Linked DNA regions of Homo sapiens: region 1 is linked to region 2. Evidence: read pairs that join two places in POLR2A ChIA-PET (ENCODE). Cell type or tissue: GM12878. All regions are shown on one strand. Each heading gives the region's core, and the rest is flanking DNA. Links, peaks and the distances in the headings are about the cores only. Region 1 overlaps ADK (adenosine kinase). Region 2 has its middle 56 kb from the start of KAT6B.

Region 1 (5,381 bases), core at 293-5,292, 510 kb before region 2:
GTGTTAACATAATATTTTGGGTGAGGCGGGGTAAGATTTGCAAAAGTTAGGTATTTAATCCATTAAAACTGCTATTCCTTTTCACTTAGACTTTCCCTGTATCATACCCTCATATTGGGTGGCATTAGAGTGGCCTGAGCTAAGGGAAAATTGAGTAGAGGATACATTTAGAGATAGTATATGGTTAGCAGTTGTTTATGTGTCCAGTTATTTTGTAGGCATTACTTCCAGGAATGTTATTACTGTCCACTGTGTCTACTTCCCTGGCCTTGTGATACATAGATGTAGTTTTGCAGGGCAGGTGAGCCCCAAAGTGGGGCTCAGCCCGTGAGGGTTCTTGGCTTTGCCCAGAAAAGAATTCAAGGGCAAGCCAGAGGTAGAAGAAAATAGATTTATTGAACAGGCAGTGTTACAGCTCTGGTGGTGTTATAGCTCGGTGACTGCTCCTGCAGAGCAGGGCTACCCCGTAGGCAGAGAGTAGCAGTTCAGGGCAGTTATTAATACCCTTTTTTAATAACATGCAGATTAAGGAGTGGTTTATGCAGAAATTTCTAGGGAAGGGATAGTAACTTTTGGGTCATTGGGTCATTGCCATGGAAAGTGGTGGTAACTCCTGGGTGTTCTCATAGCAGTGTTGACATGGCACACTGGTGGGTGTGTCTGATGGAAAGCTTCTTCTGCCTAATCATCTTTCAGCTAGTCCTCAATTTAATTGGGTGTCTGAACCTGTCTCTAGAGTCAAGTCCTGCCTCCTAACTCAGTAGGGGCAAGGGTCTTAGAGCATTATAAATATGTTCTTTGTGGTAGAGGTAGAGGAAGAGAAACATCGTTTAAGTGTTTAGAGTGAGAAACTAGTCTGGAAAATTTTTCTAAATCTTGGAACTTGATTGTGGTTTTCGTAAATTTGATAATATTCCTAAGAATGTATATGACATTATCAGTAATAAGTTATAAAGAAGTTATAAAGCTGATATAAACTCTCTACACTGCCTTTTTTTTTTTTTTTTTTTAAGATGGAGTCTCCTCTGTCACCCAGGCTGGAGTGCAGGGGTGTGATCTCTGCTCACTGCAACCTCTGCCTCCCAGGTTCAGGTGATTCTTTTGCCTCAGCCTCCTGAGCAGCTGAGACTACAGGCACGCACCATCATGCCTAACAAATTTTTGTATTTTTAGTAGAGATGGGGTTTCACCATGTTGGCCGGGCTGGTCACGAACTGCTGACCTCAAGTGATCCGCCCGCCTCAGCCTCCCAAAGTGCTGGGATTACAGGTGTGAGACACCGTGCCTGGCCTACACTGTCAGTACTAAAAATTGATCAAACACAGTAGTAAAAAGATAAAATTATCTTTCTATTCTCTTAATGTTGCAAAATTGTTATATGAAGAGGAAATCAAGAAATGCAGCCAGAAATGTAAGAAAATAAGAGCATTATAGAGATAGATTAGGCAATTAATAAAGATATGCTCTTCTTTTTGAAATTCATGTTTTTGGCATTTGTTAGCCTTTTAAAGTTAGTGTTTAGTTGTAATTTATTTTCTCATTCCAGATATTTACTTCACACCTAATTTTGTATTCCTTTCCTTAAATAGAGTCCCACAAATTGTAAAAAAGGAATTAGCTCACCAAAAACACCAAATGCAGTATTTTTAATATTTACCTTTCAGGTTCGGTTGCTGGATCTAGATATGCCTCTTTTTTTTATTTCCTCATTTTTTCTTCTAAAAAGAAAATTATGTATTTTAATGTCAGATTGCTTTTGATTAAAATGTTTCATATTAAAATTGTATACCTGAAAAATATTATTCAATAACACACTTCAAAAAGTTGACAGTTAAAAAAAAAAGAATAGCCCTTGTTACTTTTCTTATCTAATCACAGAGTTTGTGTAGTGAATGTAAAAAGAAAAAAAAATTGTTACAAGTTTGGAGCAAAGAGCTCTGTGTTTAAAAGGAATCTCCTTCTTTTTTTGTGTGTTTTTCCTTTTGTACCAATGGGGAACCTAAATCTGTTTTAGTTGCACAGACACAATGGACAAATAGTCATTTTGTATTTGCCAAGTGTGATACCTTCCTTTGTTTATTTGCTATTAAACTGTTGAGAGTTTTATGGCTAGTGGATAATCATTGTTCAAACTTTTTAATAACTACAGTGAATTGTGTTAATATAAAATTATGCTGTACAGTATTTTCTTGTTATGTTGATGGTCAAAGTGAACATCAGATATTAAAAATTTAGATGAGTAAAATATTAAACAGCCTATTTTTGTCATGTAACAAAAGACCATGAGATCCATGGAGGAAAAAAGGACAGCTTTATTTTTCTATAGAAAACAATAGTAGGTTGGGGATATGCAGCCTGTGGTGTAAAATGAAAATGAGGTCCTAGTTGGGGGTTGGAGAGTTAGAAATTATAAAGGCAAAAATTGTAGGACAGGGGAGGTGGGGTCAAGGAAGTAAGGAATAAAGTCTTGATTAGATGACCTTTAATCCCCAAATCACCAGTGTGTCTTAGTTGGTTGTTTCCAGGTGGTTGGTCAGTTGGCACCAGGTGGTCTTTTGGTGATCATTTGGGGAATTTCCAAATGATCACCAAAAGGAACTGTTCTTTGACTTGGTGGCAGAAAAACAGGTTTTGCAACACTTTTAAGGACACAGGGTATAATTGCTCCCTTACCCTGTCATTGCCTCTTGGTTCTGCTTTTACCTTTGAGCCACAAGGAGTCTATCTTGTCAATTAACTGGGGGCATAATTTGACAGTCCAATATGTATAATGATGACAACAGCTCCACTAACATGAATGCCATTCTTAGAATTTCTCATAGATCCTGGCATTTGGTACATCTGAGTTGAATAAATAAAAGTCTGGGGAATGAATGAAAGAAAAATTAGTTCAATGTCCTATAACTTTAAGTTAATTTATTAGAATTGCCACCAACAAAATTAGCTCTAGCATTTAGATACTAAAAGGAATTTGTTAAGCAAACTTACTTTTGCAGTTATCTCTCCATGGACAGTCAGAACAGGTATTCTTCATTTCTAAAACATACTGCTGTTCTTTAAGACCATTCTTTGGCACTGTGGAACTTTAGTCATTTTCTAGACATTTGTTAGCCACTAAATGTCTCATACCAGGGACTCATATTTGTAAATAATAGTGTCTGCCTTTGAGAAGCTCATAACTGGGTAGTCAACGAACAGTCACAGTGCAGATCTGGAATCAGTGTTGAGGGAGTACAAAATCCTTTGGGTGTTGTAATCAGAGTCAAGAAAAGCTTCACAGTGGCGATAGGCTTAAGCTTAGTTGAAGGAAGAGGAAGCTTTCAAGTGGAGGTGGCAGAGAAAGCATTCTGACATGTGAAAAGGCAGGAAAGCCTGCGTGCAGCATATTTATTAGTTTTGTCTCCCTTGGAGCATTTTGTAAATTTTATTGAGTATTCAGAGTTGACAGAAAGGCAGTCAGGGATCATTTCATGGAGCGCCATGCTGAGAAGATTAGAGGATTTTAAGCAAGTGATGTGGTCAAATTTGCAGTTTTGAAAGAGTACTTAACATTATCCTGGTTATATGTTTAGCAGATTTGGCAAGAACTGATTGTTATGATTTGATAGTCATTTAATACAAAAAGGAACCTGGAATGCTCTTCGTCTTTAGTGAACATTATGTAACCTATCTTCATGGCCTTCTTAGTGAGGTAAACATTTTTTTTTTGAAATTGTAAAGATTTAAACTTTTTGAAGGGTAAACTTTCTCAGATAATTATGCTTAGTTGTGAGCAGAAGTAAAATAATGTTTTTACAGGCCAGAGCATTTAATTACCAGTGCAAGACTGTCCAGACTACTCTTTCCATTTACCATGATAACTGGTAAAATGTGAGATGGTGATTGCTCCATCATCTTGGGTACTGAGATGAAAAGATGTGGGGTGGAGTCCTCAAATGACTTATGATGAACAGCTAGTGTAAGCAAGAAAATGACCTTATTGTTTTAAGCCACTGATATTTTGCAGTTCTTACCTGATAAATGGTACATGAACCTAACGTGTTTTTATTGATGCAACCATATATCAAAACAGTATTTTTGAAGGAATCATTGTAGAAGTACAGACATTTATAGAAAATTTTTTACCTCTCTGATTTAGAGAAATTTTTGAAAGCACAATAACTTAGGTAACATAGTAACATAAAAGTTCTCATAATATGTGTAAACCAAAATGAGTTACTGCAACTAAGAGTCATTTTGAAAGAGACTAAAATTGACTTATCTTTAATTTGTTAAATAAAAGTGTGATATTAAATCCATTACAAAAATGGGTAAAAATTGAAGACAACTGCAATTTTATAGGTTACTGAACTTTATATTTTACATGATATTACAGTCATCCTTCAGTATACATGGGCGGGTGGTTCCAGGACCCAAGTCTACAAATATGTTAAGTCCCACAGTGGGTGCTGTGAAACCTACATAAAGGAAAAGTTGGCTCTCTGTATGCGCAAGTTTCGTATCCTGTGAATTCTGTATTTTCAATCCACATTTGGTTGAAAAATTTCAGCCTGTAGGTGGACTTGCGCAGTTCAAACCCACTTCATTCAAGGGTCAACTGTATTTTATAGTCAGTATTTGCATAATAAGGAAATCTAAATGGTACTTTGATATTCAAAGTTTCATAATAATCTATATGTATGTTTTAAAGTGAGTGTGGTGATATTAATACTTAAATGAAAAATATGAGTTAATAAAGCAATTTATAATTTTATATCAATTGAGCATATTGTTTTTGAAATTTAATTTAGAATAATCATCTATACATAATCTATAGATACTTTAGTCTTTCTATATGACATTCTTATGGTGGTTTATTGATTATCATAACTATGAATAATGAGTAAAAATTATACAACTATACAAGCCAATATATGCTTGAAATTATTATTTATTGATAGTAAATTAGATTTTGACATGAAATGATTTCTGTTTAGGCAATAAATTTAAACTATAGAAAAAAATGCAGTGTAACTTGTACTGTAAATAAACGATTAGCAATGAACATTACAGTGAGAGCTGATAGTTTATGAATTATTCACTGCAAACTTATTGTCTCTGTGTCATTAACATGTAAGATAATGAGCCTAATTACCATGGCTTTAAACTCAGGGGAGTTAGCAATTTATGTGTAAAAGTTTCTGGGCTGTAGTTACCACCCACAAGGGTATTGAGAGAACTGCAGACACTACTTCTGTGTTTTGTTTCAGAAATGTTCTTTTTCCTCACTTGCTTCCTTCTTAATAAATTAGTTTTTATTTATTTTTATAGTGAGAATTATGAGCTTTTCCTCTTGCTTGAATACCTTTTTAAAGGAGTTATGAGAAATATTTAAGTATTTT
Region 2 (5,381 bases), core at 79-5,078:
GAACCTCTCAGCAAACTTGTTTATAATGAAAATTACAAATCAGCAGCAATAATATAATTACGCAGTATACTGTACGAGAAGTCTTTCTAGACTGTTTAGAGATACTTTGTGTTCTATAACATGCAGCATGAATCCTGGGCTAATTGGAAACAATTGCATGGTATATAATAACAAAATGTTTCATTGTGTTTTTCTTTTACAGAAGGGTCTGAGTATTCACCTGAGTCATTATCCTGGTTTTCTGAGTAGTGAAATTTACAAATCATAAAAATTGAATGCTGGCCAGGTGCAGTGGCTCACGTCTGTAATCCCAGCACTTTGGGAGGCCGAGGTGGGCAAATCAGTAGAGGTCAGGAGTTTGAGACCAGCCTGGCCAACATGGTGAAACCCTATCTCTACCAAAAAATACAAAAATTAGCCATGCATGGTGGTGCACACTTGTAATCCCAACTACTCGGGAGGCTGAAGTGGGAGAATTGCTTGAACCTGGGAGGCAGAGGTTGCAGTGAGCCAAGATCAAGCCATTGCACTGGGTGACAGAGGGAGACTCCATCTTAAAAAAAAAAAAAAATTGAATGCCTGTGCTCAGAGGTAGGTTATGGTGGACTCACCCTGGGGTGGGCAGCCACGCAATGCAATGGAATGAGAACAACCACAGGCCCCACCCCAAGAGCAGCCCAGGGCACACCTGGGCACCCAGGGGCTCTGCTGGAGCCTTCTGAGCTGACCCAAGATAAATTCACATTAACCAGGACTGTTAAAAGAAAAAAAACTTCAGCAGAATTAAAGGAGTTTAACTGAGCAATGAACGATTGGTGTATTGGGCAGCCCCCAGAATCACAGCAGATTCAGAGTGACTCCAGGGGTGCCTCATGGTCAGAACAAATTTATAGATAAAAAAAGTAAAGTGACGGGCAGAAATTGGAAATGAGGTGCAGAAACAGCTGGATTGATTACAGCTCAGCGTTTGCCTCATTTGATCACAGTTTGAGCACTCATCAGTGTATGACTGGTTAAAGTATGGCCACTGGGACTGGACAAGATTCAGCGATTGTTACAGGGGCATACTCCTAAGTTAGGTTTTCAATCTTGTCTACCTATTAAATTAGGTTGCAGTTCATCCACAAGGACTTACATATAGAAGTATGGAGTCCTTCTCAGGCCATATTTAGTTTCCTTTAATAGAACTGAAGGAATTTCACTTTCCATAGGACACAGCATCTCAGCCCTTGAGAAGGGGAAGGACAGGGAGAATCAGAAATTCTTGTATGCCAAGCAAATGGCCAGTGTATTAGGTGAAGAAAGTGCTGAATGAGAAGTAATGTTTCCCAAAAGATGGTTCCCAAGATCATACTAAAGGATTCACAAAACAATATTTTTTATTTCGAATATTAATATGCTTAGTTCAATCAATAAAGGCAAGTGACAGTGGTTTTTCTATTTATAATATTGATATAAAATTTCCCTTTTGGGCTGGGCACGGTGGCTCACACCTGTAATCCCAGCATTTTGGGAGGTTGAGGTGGGCAGATCACCTGAGGTCGGGAGTTGGAGACCAGCTTGACCAACATGGGGAAACCTTGTCTCTACTAAAAATACAAGATTAGCCGGGCATAGTGGCACATGCCTGTAATCCCAGCTACTCGGGAGGCTGAAGCAGAAGAATTGCTTGTAACTGGGAGGCAGATGTTGCAGTGAGCTGAGATGGAGCCATTGCCCTCCAGCCTGGGCAACAAGAGTGAAATTCCATCTCAAAAAAAGTAAATAAATAAATAAATAATAAAAATTTCCCTTTTGATTACATTTAAGTAAAACAGCAAGTTTCTTTAAATAATTTTTTTTTTTTAGACAGAGTTTCACTCCTGTTGCCCAGGCTGGAGTGCAATGGCACAATCTCGGCTCACCGCAACCTCCTCCTACTGGGTTCAAGCGATTCTCCTGCCTCAGCCTCCCAAGTAGATGGGATTACAGGCATGCACCACCACACCTGGCTAATTTTTTTTTTGGTATTTTTAGTAAAGACGGGGTTTCTCCATGTTGGTCAGGCTGGTCTCGAACTCCCGACCTCAGATGATCCGCCCACCTCAGCCTCCCAAATTGCTGGGATTACAGGCGTAAGCCACCATGCCCAGCCTAAATAAAATTTTTAATTTTTTAAATTAAATTTAATTTAAAAAACTTCTTTAGAGACAGAGTCTTGCTCTGTTTCCTAGGCTAGAGTACAGTAGCATCATCATAGCTCTTGTTGTAGTCTAGAACTCCTGGGCCCAAGTTATCCTCCTGCCTTAGCCTCCTGAGTAGCTGGGACTATAGCCACATGCCACCATACCTGGCTAATTTTAAAAAATTTTTTTGTAGAGACTATAACTGTCCATGGAGTTCTCCTTGCCCACTGCCTAGACAGAGCCAATTTATCAAGACAGGTTAATTGCAATAGAGAAAGAGTTTAATTCATGCAGAGCCAGCTACATGAAAGATTGGAGTTTTATTATTATTCAAATAAGTGTCCCTGAGAATTCAGGGATTAGAATTTTTAATAATTTGGTGGGTAGGGGACCAGTGAGTTGGGAGCACTGATTGGTTGGCTCAGAGATGAAATCACAGGGAGTCAAAGCTGTCCTCTTATGCTGAGTCAGTTCCTGGGTGGGGTCACAGGACTGATTGGCAGGTCCAGGTGGGACCATCAGGCTGTCAGAAATGCAAAAACCTGAAGAGACATTTTAAAAGGCCAATCCTAGCTTCTACCATGTTATCTTCAAGAGTAATTGGAGAAGTTGCAAATCTTATGATCTCTGGAATAATGGCTAGTATTATTTAGAATTCAAGTCCCTCTCATCCTTACTTGGTGGCCTTTCATTAGTTTTACAAGAACAGTTTAGTTTTAGGGAAAGGCTATTATTTAAACTATAAACTAAATTTCTCCCAAAGTGAGTTTGGCCCATGCCCAGGAATGAGCAGATAGCCAACCCGTGAGGCTAGAAACAAGGTGGAGTTGGTTAGGTCAGATCTCTTTCAACTGTCATAACTTCCTCAGTTATAATTCTTTTGCAAAGGCAGTTTCAAGACAGGGCCTCGCTGTTTTACCCAGGCTGGTCCTGAACTCCTGAGATCAAGCGATCATCCCAAAGTGTTGGGATTATAGGCATGAATCACTGCGTCCAGTCATTTTTTAAAACTATATATATATATATATATTTTAATGAGACAGGGTCTTTCTCTGTTGCCTAGGCAGAGTGCATTAGTGCAATTATGGCTCACTGAAGCCTCTACTGGCAGGCTCAAGAGATCCTCTCGCCTCGGCTTCCTGAGTAGCTGGAACTACAGTCATGCTCCACTACACCCAGCTAATTTTCTTTTTTGGAGTGATGTTGCCCAGGATGGTCTTGAACTCCTGGACACAAGCAATCAAAAAACGCTGGGATTACAAGCATAGGCCACTGCACCTAGCCTTTTTTTTTTTTTTTTTTTCGTTTTTTTGTGTGTGTGTGTGAAGGGGGTTCTCACTCTGTCACTCAGGCTAAAATGCAGTGGTGTGATAATGGCTCACTGCGGCCTCGATCTCCCCAGGCCCAGGCGATCTTCCCACCTCAGCCTGCTGAGTAGCTGGGACCACAGGTGCATGCCACCAGTCCTGGCTAATTTTTGTATTTTCAGTAGAGACCTGACTTTGTTGGCCAGGTTGGTCTTGAACACCCGAGCTCAAGTGATCCACCTGCCCCAGCCTCTCAAGGCTGAAGTGATCCACCTGCCCCATGCTTTGGATTACAGGCATGAGCCACCATGCCTGGCCATTTTTTGTTTTGTTTTGTTTTGTTTTGTTTTTTGAGACTGGGTCTGGCTCAGTTGCCCAGGCTGGATTGCAGTGGTTTGATTATGGCTCACTGCAGCCTCTGCCTCTGGGGCTCAAGCCGTCTTCCCACTTCAGCCTCCTGAGTAACTGGGATTACAGGCATGAACCATCATCACATTCAGTTAATTTTTGTCTGTTTTATAGAGATGGGATTTCACCATGTTGCCGAGGCTGGTCTCAAACTCCTAGCCTCATGTGATCCACCCGCCTCGGCCTGCCAACCAAATGTGTTGGGATTACAGGCATGAGCCACCTTGCCAGGCCTTGAAATTTAGTTTCTAGTTTAAATGATAATTAATAACCCTTCCCAAAAACTAAGCTGCCTTCATAAAACTAGTGAAAGGCCACCAGGTTAGGAGGGTGAGAGGGGCGTGAATTCTGCTAAGATGTAGGTATAAATAATTTTTTTTTTTGAGACAGAATCTTGCTGTGTCGCCCAGGCTGGAGTGCAGTGGCATGATCTCAGCTCACTGCAACCTCCGCCTCCTGGGTTCAAGCGATTCTCCTGCCTCAGCCTCCCAAGTAGCTGAGACTACAGGCACCCGCCCCCACACTGGGCTAATTTTTGTATTTTTAGTAGAGATGGGGTTTCACTATGCTGGCCGGGCTGGTATTGAACTCCTGACCTCGTGATCCACCTGCCTCAGCCTCCGAAAGTGCTGGGATTACAGGCGTGAGTCATCAAGCCTGGCCAATTTTTTGTTTTTTTTTTTTTAGTCAGGATCTCACTCTGCTGCCCAGGCTGGAGTGCAGTGGCTTAATCATGGCTCACTGCGGCCTTGAGCTCCCCAGGCTCAAGCAATTCTCCCACCACAGCCTTCTGAGAAGAGGGACTACAGACACATACCACCACACCTGGCTAACCTTTGTACTTTTTGTAGAGATGGGGTCTTGCTATGTTGCCCAAGCTGGTCTTGAACACCTGAGATAAACCATCTGCCCACCCCCGCAGCTTCCCAAAGTGCTGACATTACAGGTGTGAGACATTGAGCCAGGCCAAATGATTTTATTTTGTTTTTTTTGAGACAGAGTCTTGCTCTGTTGCCCAGGCTGGAGTGCAGTGGCACAATCTCAGCTCATTGCAACCTCTGCCTCCTGAGTTCAAGCGATTTTCCTGCCTCAGCCTCCTGAGTAGCTGGGATTACAGGTCCACCACCACACCTGGCTAATTTTCATATTTTTAATAGAAACAGGGTTTTGCCATGTTGGCCAAGCTGGTCTCGAACTCCTGACCTCAAGTGATCCACGTCCCTCAGCCTTGCAAAGTGCTGGGATTACAGGCGTGATCCACTGCACTCGGCCAAATGATTTTTTATTGTTCCAAAGATCATAAGATTTAGAACTTCCCCAATGACTCTTGTAATTAACATTGGTATTGTAGAATCTTTTGAGATGTCTTTTGCATTTCTGATGACCAGATGGTCCCACCGGACTGCCTGACCAGGGCAAGTGGCCACTTTGGTGGCTACCACTTAGAAGCAGGGTCAGCACAGAATGAACATTTTCCACACCCATATGACTGCATCCCCAA

The links. ChIA-PET counts read pairs that join two places held together with the same protein. Peaks named below come from ENCODE experiments on the same cell type or tissue, not always from the same donor. Only the 100,000 strongest peaks of a DNase experiment are listed, where the experiment ranks them.
Region 1: POLR2A ChIA-PET joins it to region 2 with 6 read pairs; 3 of 35 experiments call an interaction of 5 or more read pairs at or near these places.

Annotation. Positions count from the first base shown.
Region 1 is chr10:74,252,776-74,258,156 of GRCh38, forward strand. All of the region lies in intron 3 of ADK (adenosine kinase), which reads left to right. It overlaps LOC124902456 (a long non-coding RNA gene), which reads left to right. Exons shown (of 2, transcript XR_007062198.1): 2 at 1-2,102. Among named protein-coding and RNA genes, the nearest start is that of ADK, 100 kb to the left of the region's middle. In GM12878, for the core only: no CTCF peak of the experiment used is centred there; a DNase peak (open chromatin) is centred at 2,631.
Region 2 is chr10:74,767,974-74,773,354 of GRCh38, forward strand. No RefSeq gene overlaps it. Among named protein-coding and RNA genes, the nearest start is that of KAT6B, 56 kb to the right of the region's middle. In GM12878, for the core only: no CTCF peak of the experiment used is centred there; no DNase peak of the experiment used is centred there.